3 separate regions of the Homo sapiens genome follow, and regions 1 and 2 are each linked to region 3. A link is a contact called in ENCODE Hi-C or POLR2A ChIA-PET data. All regions are on one chromosome and are shown on one strand. The core of a region is the stretch at or near the end of the contact, and the rest is flanking DNA. Distances in the headings are between cores, read along the strand shown. Region 1 overlaps MIR3681HG (MIR3681 host gene). Region 2 overlaps MIR3681HG (MIR3681 host gene). Region 3 overlaps MIR3681HG (MIR3681 host gene).

The links. Hi-C counts contacts between places; a loop is a spot of excess contacts on that map. ChIA-PET counts read pairs that join two places held with the same protein, here RNA polymerase II (POLR2A). Pooled maps may share reads with other maps.
Region 1: a map of PC-9 shows a loop between it and region 3 (5-fold over the local background). The contact joins two enhancer-like sites. A Hi-C loop is called at or near these places in 13 of 168 maps with a recorded cell type or tissue (CD14-positive monocyte, CD4-positive, alpha-beta T cell, CD4-positive, alpha-beta memory T cell and 9 more), 2 of 37 single-sample maps with no recorded cell type and 19 of 50 pooled maps. POLR2A ChIA-PET finds 5 or more read pairs at or near these places in 14 of 52 experiments (AG04449, CD4-positive, alpha-beta T cell, CD4-positive, alpha-beta memory T cell and 9 more).
Region 2: a map of endothelial cell of hepatic sinusoid shows a loop between it and region 3 (7-fold over the local background). The contact joins two enhancer-like sites. A Hi-C loop is called at or near these places in 4 of 168 maps with a recorded cell type or tissue (K562, Right ventricle myocardium inferior, endothelial cell of hepatic sinusoid and 1 more), 17 of 37 single-sample maps with no recorded cell type and 13 of 50 pooled maps. POLR2A ChIA-PET finds 5 or more read pairs at or near these places in 7 of 52 experiments (AG04450, CD4-positive, alpha-beta T cell, CD4-positive, alpha-beta memory T cell and 3 more).

What each region holds. Positions count from the first base shown.
Region 1 is chr2:12,454,521-12,457,748 of GRCh38, reverse strand. The region is part of intron 4 of MIR3681HG (MIR3681 host gene); the gene reads right to left. The region is part of intron 1 of LOC105373431 (a long non-coding RNA gene); the gene reads left to right. Among named protein-coding and RNA genes, the nearest start is that of MIR3681, 260 kb to the right of the region's middle. Within about 2 kb of position 1,313, at least 27 of the 41 ENCODE cell types and tissues checked have a DNase peak (open chromatin) inside an H3K27ac peak, as active enhancers do; they include CD14-positive monocyte, where a contact is called at or near this core.
Region 2 is chr2:12,429,625-12,433,104 of GRCh38, reverse strand. The region is part of intron 4 of MIR3681HG (MIR3681 host gene); the gene reads right to left. Among named protein-coding and RNA genes, the nearest start is that of MIR3681, 230 kb to the right of the region's middle. Within about 2 kb of position 2,229, at least 7 of the 41 ENCODE cell types and tissues checked have a DNase peak (open chromatin) inside an H3K27ac peak, as active enhancers do; they include CD4-positive, alpha-beta T cell, where a contact is called at or near this core.
Region 3 is chr2:12,491,278-12,494,586 of GRCh38, reverse strand. The region is part of intron 4 of MIR3681HG (MIR3681 host gene); the gene reads right to left. LOC107985853 (a long non-coding RNA gene) reads right to left here. Exons shown (of 3, transcript XR_001739290.3): 3 at 3,260-3,309. Among named protein-coding and RNA genes, the nearest start is that of TRIB2, 220 kb to the left of the region's middle. Within about 2 kb of position 1,471, at least 7 of the 41 ENCODE cell types and tissues checked have a DNase peak (open chromatin) inside an H3K27ac peak, as active enhancers do; they include CD14-positive monocyte and CD4-positive, alpha-beta T cell, where a contact is called at or near this core.

The sequences.
Region 1 (3,228 bases), core at 64-2,563, 37 kb after region 3:
TATCACTGAACACTAATTCCCTTTCCCCATCCTGTCCCATTCTCTTGCACTGCCAACTCTTCCCTCAGAACACATACTCAAGAAGCATGGAATGTTGACCATGTTTGGAGGTTGAGGAAACGGACATTTGCAGAGGGTGAATGATGCCCCAAAGTTAGAGAAACACCAACTAGAGAAGCAACTGTGTAAACAGACTATGAGCTGATGGTTTTGTTTTTAGGGACACAGCTCAAATTCCCTAGGACTGTGCTTTGCTTATAGTACACCATTAGATGGAAGCCCAGCTCTTGCACAGTGATTTCTGGCACCTCTGAGTGTAGAAGTATTTCTCCTTCTTCAATCTCCCTCCATACCTGCCTCCCCAGGCTCCATAAACTTCTCCCTTATGATGCCCTGCCATCTGCTATTTCCAGAATCCACTCACAGATGTGCCTCTTCTACCAATAAACTGTGAGCATGTGAAGGGCAGTGCCCATGGCTGACTCTTCCCTGTATCTGTTGACCCCACCCCAAGTATTAATGTAGGTCCTGGGGCGGAATGATGTTTGATAAGTGAGCATGAAACAGGACCCATTACGGCGAGCAGTTTAAGATGAGGAAAATTAAGAGTTGGAAGGGAACTAATATGTATTGATCCCCTATGCATGCCAGGCTATAGCCTCAGTCCTTTACAGTTATTCTCCACTAATTTCTGACTTCCTATTACCATCCTCATCATAAAGAGGAAGAAAATCCCACTCAGCGAGATTAAGTCATTTGCCAGTCATCAGGATTTGCATCCAGATTGGGCAATTCCCTAATCGGTACTCTTTGTACTAAAAGACAACCCCAGGTGAATTGGCAGGATCCAAAGACTAATCCTATTTATATTCATCACAGGAGCATAATGTACCAAATACCTGAGAAGAAACAGGATAGGAAATTTTCTGTGTGTATTTTATCTGTGCAGGGAGCATTGGGGTCTATTTTCATTGGCTTTATCCCCCTTTTTTTTACTTAAAACTAATAACAACTGAATATTTTCCACTGGCGTATAAATGGATGTCTCAATTGCAAAGGTGCCGACAGCTCAGTCTTACTTAACTTTCAGTTTAGGTATCCACCCTGCATTGCACAATCATCAAATGAGATATGATGCAATTTTTTTTAAACAGACTTTGCAAAACAAGTATTGAGTAACCAGAATCTCTTTTTCCTTGTATGTGCCTAGCAACCTTGCAGGTCTGTTTGACAGGAAAAATTTGCCCTTGGACAGCAATTCAGAAAGATACTTAAAGGCTGAGAAAAGCATGAGGCTCTGGAGTGTCGCAATCAGTGGGTCAGGCTGATTAACCAAAAAGGAAGTGCTTGGGCTCCCCCGTTGCTCCGCCCCTCTCTGTGTAAGGCAGCAGGGTCAGAGAGAGAAGCCAAATTTATCTGACACATTCCTCTGTTTACTTTGTGGACTGTAGAGCTTGGTGAAAAGCTTTCTCAGATATATATATTATATATAATATATATTATATATATTATATATTATATATATATTATATATATATTATATATATTATATATATTATATATATTATATATTATATATATAATATATATATATTATATTATATATATTATATAATATATAATATATTATATATTATATAATATATTATATATATTATATATTATATAATATATATATACACACACACGTACATATATGTATGTGTATATATAGTATATATGTATATATATAGTATATATGTATGTGTATATATAGTATATATATATGTATGTATATATATAGTATATATATTATTGTTAAAAGAATGATGCAACATTGCAGAAATTTTTGAAAAGTGAAAAATTAATCATGCATCATTTCATCACCCCAACAAATGTGTTTTCGGTTTTATTTATTTCCTTCCAGGCGTCCTCCTCATTCATACATATTTTACACACTGGGACAGAATCCAGGAAACACCATCTGCTGAGCACTATTTGGTCAGAAACTGGACTCAATGATTTAGATTTTTAATCAAATTTATTTCTGACAAAATTCCTCCAAGGTCAAAAGATTGTCTCCATTTTACAGATTAAAATGCAACCACTACCTAAGAAAATATTAGTACCTGCCTGAAGTTCCCGGGTCAAGTCATGAATCTGGGATTCAAATACAGTTTTGTTTGCCCACAGAACCAGTGGTTTATTCTACATCGTCACTCAGCTTTATATTTTTCTTATTTACCATTATATATAAGTATGTTATTTTATGATACTCATCTATATTAATATGTTAATATATGTAATCTAAGTACTAATGATGTGTCACCATTTACTCTACAATATTAAGTTTTGGAGCAGATATTAATCTCAGCCTGCAAAAAATCAATTTTGCAAGAATGTAATTGTATTTTCTGTACATGGGCAATATTCATTTCAAACCTCTGTTTTGCTACATGGTAGAAACTTAATCTCATCAATTGGGGACTTACACTCCTGAAACCTGTAAAATTCCAGAGATTGTTTTTGTGTTCCATGTTCTTAATTAGTGCCATGCTTGGGTAAAAAGCCACGCATGTGGCTTTTATGTTTACCTCTCTCCATTGTAACATCCCCTGGGATGGCCTGATACCCTTCCAACTCCTAGTTATCGGTCCTTAAATGCCACTGCGCATCCTCCTTTGCCCGACTGCAAAGCCTGTGCACTTCCGGCTTAAAGTAGCCACTCCTAGGCCTCTCTTCAGAGCAAGAAACAGGAGTAGCAGGACTGAGTGAATTGGTTTTCCACGCCTTCATGGCTCTGGCTTTCCATGGTCTTGCTTTCTCATTAGTTGGATTCCTATTTACAATGGATCTGCTGCATTTCCAAAGAAGACTCTCAGCCACATGCTACAAAGTTATCAGCAGCGGCTGTGATGATTGGGATGAAACGTGGGATGTGTCAAGGCAAGAGAGGACACTCAAGTGGTGGCTCACACCTGTAATCCCAGCACTTTGGGAGGCCGAGGCAGGCGCATCACGAGGTCAGGAGATCGAGACCATCCTGGCTAACCCAGTGAAACCCCGTCTCTACTAAAAATACAAAAAAAAAAAAAAATTAGCCAGGCGTGGTAGCGGGCGCCTGTAGTATGAGCTACTTGGGAGGCTGAAACAGGAGAATGGCGTGAACCCGGGAGGTGGAGCTTGCAGTGAGCTGAGATCACGCCACTGCACTCCAGCCTGGGCAACAGAGCGGGACTCCGTCTCAAA
Region 2 (3,480 bases), core at 980-3,479, 62 kb after region 3:
TAGATATTATAAACAGAACACCTTAAACAATAATAAAATAAAATATGGCAAAAAAAAATCTACCACAAGCATAGCGATGTTTTACATCCTCATCATGTAAGGGCTTTAAAGCTATAGGAAAAGCCTGAACATCCACTCCCCCTTAATAGAAAAGTGTTCAAAGAATACAAAAGGCACTTTACAAAAGAAGTCTTGCAAGTGGCAAGCAAATGTGAAATAAAAACGTTAACTTTACGAATAATCAGTGAAATGAATATAAACACATCAGTAAAATAAAATCTGCTCTCAGTAGGTTAGAGAATGTGTTGTGTTTTTCTTATTGCTGTTGTTACATGTTCCTTGACATTGGTAAGCAGGTGTACAATAACATCCTCAGAACATTCTGGTGAGATAAATTGCTGCAACTTTTCTGCAGGACAATTTAAAATTGGCCTAGTTTTTTAACCCAGTAATTCTTATCCTTCCAATTTGTTATTTGAAAAGGCATGAATACGTTCATATTTCCAAATATGTAGTCACCACAGCATTTTTATAATAGCAAAAGTAACCCAAATAACTGAAAAGACCAAGAATAGAAAAATGTTCAAATTAATTACACTTAATCCATTTGATGGAGTCCTATGTGGTCAGTCACTAAAAATCATTTTTTGAAGACTAATTGCATAGGAGATTGTTTACAGTAATAAATAATTTTTAAAAACTTTAAAAATCTCAATATAATATGTTCCCCAATATGCTTATAAATGTATATATTTAAAATACTATCAAAAGTACATCAAAACAATCATGGTTACCTCTGCATGACAGGATTACCTTTTCCTTCTCTCCTGCTTTTGTCCATATTTTCCAAAGTTTCTATCAGAAATGGGTGTTACTACTGGGCACCCTGGCTCATACCTGTAATCCCAGTACTTTGGGAGGTCAAGGCAGGATACCTGATTGAGCCTAGGTGGTCTAGACCAGCCTGGCAAAATAGTGAGACCCTATCTCTACCAAAAAAAAAAAAAATGCTGGGAGTGGTGGTGCGCACCTGTAGTCCCAGCCACTTGGGAGTCTGAGGTTGCAGGATCACTTGAGCCTAGGAAATCGAGGCTGCAGTAAGTTGTGATCCTGTCACTGCACTCCAGCCTGGGTGACAGAGCGAGACCCTGCCTCAGAAAAAAGGAAAAATGGAGAAAGAAAAGAAATGCATATTACTCCTTTATAGTTCAATTAAAACTTCTTATCTAAAAACGAGATGCTATTTCTGAAAGTATAGAAAGCTCTCCTTGACTATGGATGGCAACTCTGAGACACTGGGCTGCATAATAATATTATGTGTTCAGCAGTGCGTCTCCAAATGTGTCACAGCTTAAATATTCATGGATTTTGATTGTGAGGAGACCCAGAGGGATAAAGCAGTTTGTCCAAGGTCAGGTGGCAAACCTGTAGCAAAGGCAAGATTAGAACCAAGACCTCCTGGCTCCTATTCCAGTACTCCTCCAGTACCACACTGGTGTTTGTTGTTGTTTTGTTTTCTATATAAAGAATTTTTCTGACCTTAATGGCAACTTTAACAAACACAGAACAAAAGCAAGAATTAATTGAGTAATGGAAATGAAGGAGAAAGAAAATCTCTGCCTATGATAACAGCCACCATCTCTCTCATTATGCTGAACTGTGGTTAAAATGCCCAAAGTTGGCCGGGTGCAGTGGCTCACCCCTGTAATCCCAGCACTTTGGGAGGCTGAGGGGGGCGGATCACAAAGTCAGGAGATCGAGACCATCCTGGCTAACATGGTGAAACCCCGTCTCTAGTAAAAAATACAAAAAAAAAAAAAAAAAAATTAGCCAGGCATGGTGGCGGGTGCCTGTAGTCCCAGCTACTCGGGAGGCTGATGCAGGAGAATGGCATGAACCTGGGAGGCGGAGCTTGCAGTGAGCCGAGATAGTGCCACAGCACTCCAGCCTGGGCGAAAGCGAGACTCTGTCTCAAAAAAAAAAAAAAAAAAAAAAAGTGCTCAAAGCTCATCTTCCTCTTTAAAGAGCACTCCCACGGGTGCTGTGGAGTTAGGCTTAGATCTCAGTATTGAGTAGACTGAGTAAACTATGCCTGGAAGTTTCACTATACAAAGTAACTTTCAGTTTCTTCCCAAGTCACCGGTTTAAACATATGCACAGGATATATAACGTCCTGGGTGGTTTACTGTCTCACTTAGCTGACCAGTGAGAGGCGTTCTTAAGTACTGCTTTCCTCAGTTCACTTTGAGCAAATACATTACTCATTAAGCCTCTGTTGGTCAAGAACCTGAAAACAAGTAGCAGTTGCAGTGTTGGTTCCTTCCTTCAAAATTTGATGTTTAGAGAACTTTCTAGAATAACTGTAAAACTAGTGAAATCTGGAGGAAAGCCAACATTGGCTTTGCAAAAACACTATCTTTCTAATCCAGTTTCTTAATGTTTAGCCATTACTGACAGCTTTCTTCCCTGCTTTCTTCCTTTTCTTTCATTTTCCTCTTTTTCCATTTTGCCTGTCTTTTCGTTCCCTTTTCCCTTCCCTTTTCTCAGTTTTTACTTCTGTTTTTTCTTGCTTCTTATTATCTTTCTCTCATCCTTTCTTTTTTCTTTTTTTCACCTCTTCCTTCGATCTTCCTTCTGTCCTTCCCTCCCTCTCCTCCTTCCTTTCTTCCTCCCTTTCCTCCTTCCTCCTTCTTCTCCTTCCTTTTTCCTTTCTTCTTCTCTTTCTTCCTTCCTTCCTTCTTCCTTCTAACTGACACAGTAAATATTTTTGTCTCCCATTAGTTGCCAGACCTCGTAGTCACCCGCTTGGAGCCAGACTAGCAATTGCCAAAGAATGGGCCTTTGAGTCAGACCAGTCAAGAGTCAATTTTCTGATTCAATGTCAACTAACTGCCTGAACATGACCAAGTTATTTAATCTCTACATATTCTTTCATTTCACCAGCACACATTTATTGAATGCCTCTTATGTGTCTTAAGCTATGTAAGGTGTACCCAGTATACTTTTAAAAAACACTCTGTAAAGTGGGGAAAGTGCAGGCTACCCTTGGGCTATTGTAATAAGCCAACTAAACAACACATGTGGCAATGGATAACCTATTTCTGGCACACTGTAGCTTCCCGCTTCCCGTATTTTTCTTTTGCATCCTAGATGCCAAGTATGCATATGTGAGACCCAGTTTTTCAAAGGATCTTACAGGCTAGCCAAAAAAAAAAATCCAGAGTTCTTACTAAAAGGAAAAGAAAAAACTATACTGTGTTTTGTGTATTCTAAATCATGTACTTTTCAGATTTTAGCATCTTTTGTATCAGAATGCATCTTAAAATTGCTGCTAGCCAGGTGGTGGCAATTGCGATGTAGTTGCTACTGGGGTCACATGTGGGCTCAGAGTTGTACACATTATCACCACTTTAGTTCATTAGGTTATATGATTAGTATTACACATACTGAGTTTAACTGCGTTTAAAATATATTTGAAGA
Region 3 (3,309 bases), core at 222-2,721:
ATAGATATACATACTATATATATATGTGTGTGTATATATGTAAAATATATATCCTATTAGTAATAGTATCCTATATACTTATATATTAATGGATCGATCTCTCTGGACCCAGGAAAGCCAATGGTATAATTTTAGTCTGAGTCCAAATGCCAGAGAACCAGACAAGCTAACGATATAAGTTCCAGTCTGAGCCTGAGTCCAAAGGCAGAAGACCAATGTGGCAACTCGGAGTCAGGCAGAGGGAGGTGATCTTTCTTATTCCCCTTTCATGTTCTATCCAGGCCTTCAGTTGATTGTATGAGACCCACTCATATGAAGAAGGGCATTGTGCTTTACTCAGTCTATGAATTCATCTCATCCAGAAACACCCTCACAGACACACCCAGAATGATATTTAACCAAATAATATCTGGGTACTGTGTTACCTAATCATATTGACACATAACATTAACGCACACTCTCTCTCTTTCTCCCACCTTTTGTCTCTCATTTTTAGAAGACAGAACATAGTTAAATTAACATTAAAAACCATAGTGCAAAGTGTATGCAACTTGTTTTGGGAGCTGAGAGGAGGAAGCCATGACTTTGCCTCAATTTGGGGCAGTGTCAGGGAAGACAACACAGAAGAATTCACTTTCAAGTACTCCTTGAAGGCTGAGCCTGTCAAGTGGGGAGGTTTGGTGGATGAGGGCAGCAGCCTGGCCAGTGCTAGGAGACTCTCTGTACATATGATCTGAATGAACTAATGGCTTCAGCTGAAAGAATCTTCTCTCAGAGCAGTTGACATTTTCTTCAGATATGTTTTCTCCTCCTCTTACACGCCTCAGTTTCTCTCCAGGAAAGGCCTTGTGACCTCAAGAATAAAGTCCCACTTTATGGAAGAAAAGGTGCTGGTTCAGCAGCCAGACAATCTGAGTCTTACTGGATCACCTTGCACAAATTATGTGACCTCAACAAGTCTCTGCCTCTTTATTTGTAAAAAAATAAATACATAAATTAAACCCACCACTGTTCAGTATTGATGTGATTTAAGAAGACGCACATGAGAGAGACTGTAGCTCTGTGCCCAACACAGAAAGATACTCATAAACATTTAGTCCCTCTCCCTCTCAGTGCATGGGTGAGCTGTCCCTACAGGGAGAAGGGAGCAGAGCCTCTGAGCCAACACTAGAACTATTGGGGAGTGCAGAGGAGGAGGCAGCCCGACTCACACAAGAGATAAGAATGATGTGGAATGTGTTTTCTGAAAGCCACCTGGTGTGACAGGGAAGGAGGCCAAGCGTGGAGTGAAGAGCCTATCAGCCAAACCCCTCAGAGAGGAAAGGTCCCAGGCATTGGCGAGGAAAGCCAAAGTACCTCCCATCCCCACCCTGACTTCCCGTGTTGCCTTGGTCCTGTTACTCATCAGAAGCTTGAAAGGGGAGCACACTCATCTCCTGATTACAGCATAGCACTGGGCAAGGGAGGAAGCAGAGGCCTCAAAGAGCCTGTTCTCCCCGGGCTACAAGGGCGGGTTCCACCCTCGCAAGGCGGCCCCATACAAGGCGTCTTAGGGCTAGGAGCTCTTGTCTTCTTCTAACTGGCATCCCACCACATTCCGGTTTCCCCAGAAGGCCATCCAAAGACACATTCTTTTTTTTTTTTTTCTTTCTTTTTTTTTTTTTTTATTATACTTTAAGTTTTAGGGTACATGTGCACATTGTGCAGGTTAGTTACATATGTAGACATGTGCCATGCTGGTGCGCTGCACCCACTAACTCGTCATCTAGCATTAGGTATATCTCCCAATGCTATCCCTCCCCGCTCCCCCCACCCCACCACAGTCCCCAGAGTGTGATATTCCCCTTCATGTGTCCATGTGATCTCATTGTTCAATTCCCACCTATGAGTGAGAATATGCGGTGTTTGGTTTTTTGTTCTTGCGATAGTTTACTGAGAATGATGATTTCCAATTTCATCCATGTCCCTACAAAGGACATGAACTCATCATTTTTTATGGCTGCATAGTATTCCATGGTGTATATGTGCCACATTTTCTGACAAATGGGATCTAATTAAACTAAAGAGCTTCTGCACAGCAAAAGAAACTACCATCAGAGTGAACAGGCAACCTACAACATGGGAGAAAATTTTCGCAACCTACTCATCTGACAAAGGGCTAATATCCAGAATCTACAATGAACTCAAACAAATTTACAAGAAAAAAACAAACAACCCCATCAAAAAGTGGGTGAAGGACATGAACAGACACTTCTCAAAAGAAGACATTTATGCAGCCAAAAAACACATGAAAAAATGCTCATCATCACTGGCCATCAGAGAAATGCAAATCAAAACCACTATGAGATATCATCTCACACCAGTTAGAATGGCAATCATTAAAAAGTCAGGAAACAACAGGTGCTGGAGAGGATGTGGAGAAATAGGAACACTTTTACACTGTTGGTGGGACTGTAACCTGGTTCAACCATTGTGGAAGTCAGTGTGGCGATTCCTCAGGGATCTAGAACTGGAAATACCATTTGACCCAGCCATCCCATTACTGGGTATATACCCAAAGGACTAGAAATCATGCTGCTATAAAGACACATGCACACGTATGTTTATTGCGGCATTATTCACAATAGCAAAGACTTGGAACCAACCCAAATGTCCAACAATGATAGACTGGACAAAGACACATTCTTTAGAAAGCTCCATTCCTGGTAGTAACATGCTGAGAAGAGAACTTTCTCCTCGTCCTGAGTTTGCTGCCTGGGGTCTGGTAGGCAGCTCCTGACCACAGAAGGGGCTCTCAGGAGACAGAGGTGCCAGCATGGTGGGGGGTACTACCACTTGGGGCCTACAGAGGGGCTGCTATGCAGAGCTTAGGGAGGAGCCTGCTCCTTTCCTGACAAGGACTCACATCTGACAGAACCAGCTCTGGTCTGTGAAGTCTCTCCAAGAAACCTGGACTCTGCCTCTCTATCCTGGCCAGGCCAGTCCGGCACCTGTCAACCAAGCAGAGCACCCTTGTCCTGCACGCTCTCCACATCCATGAAAGGGCCTTTCCAGACCCTGCACTCACATGAATGTTTTTCTCTCACTAAAGTTTTTCCTTTTAAAAATCTCTTATTAAGGTATGATTGCCTTATAAAAAGCTATACATATTTAATGTATCCATCTCAATGCATTTGGGGTAAATGTACAACCGCAAAACCATCACCATCAAGGCCACAAACCTAGCCATCACCTCCCAAGTGTTTCCTCCCACCCCTTCTATCATTATTATTATTGGATTTTCTTTGTTTCATTTTCTGAGCTAAGAAC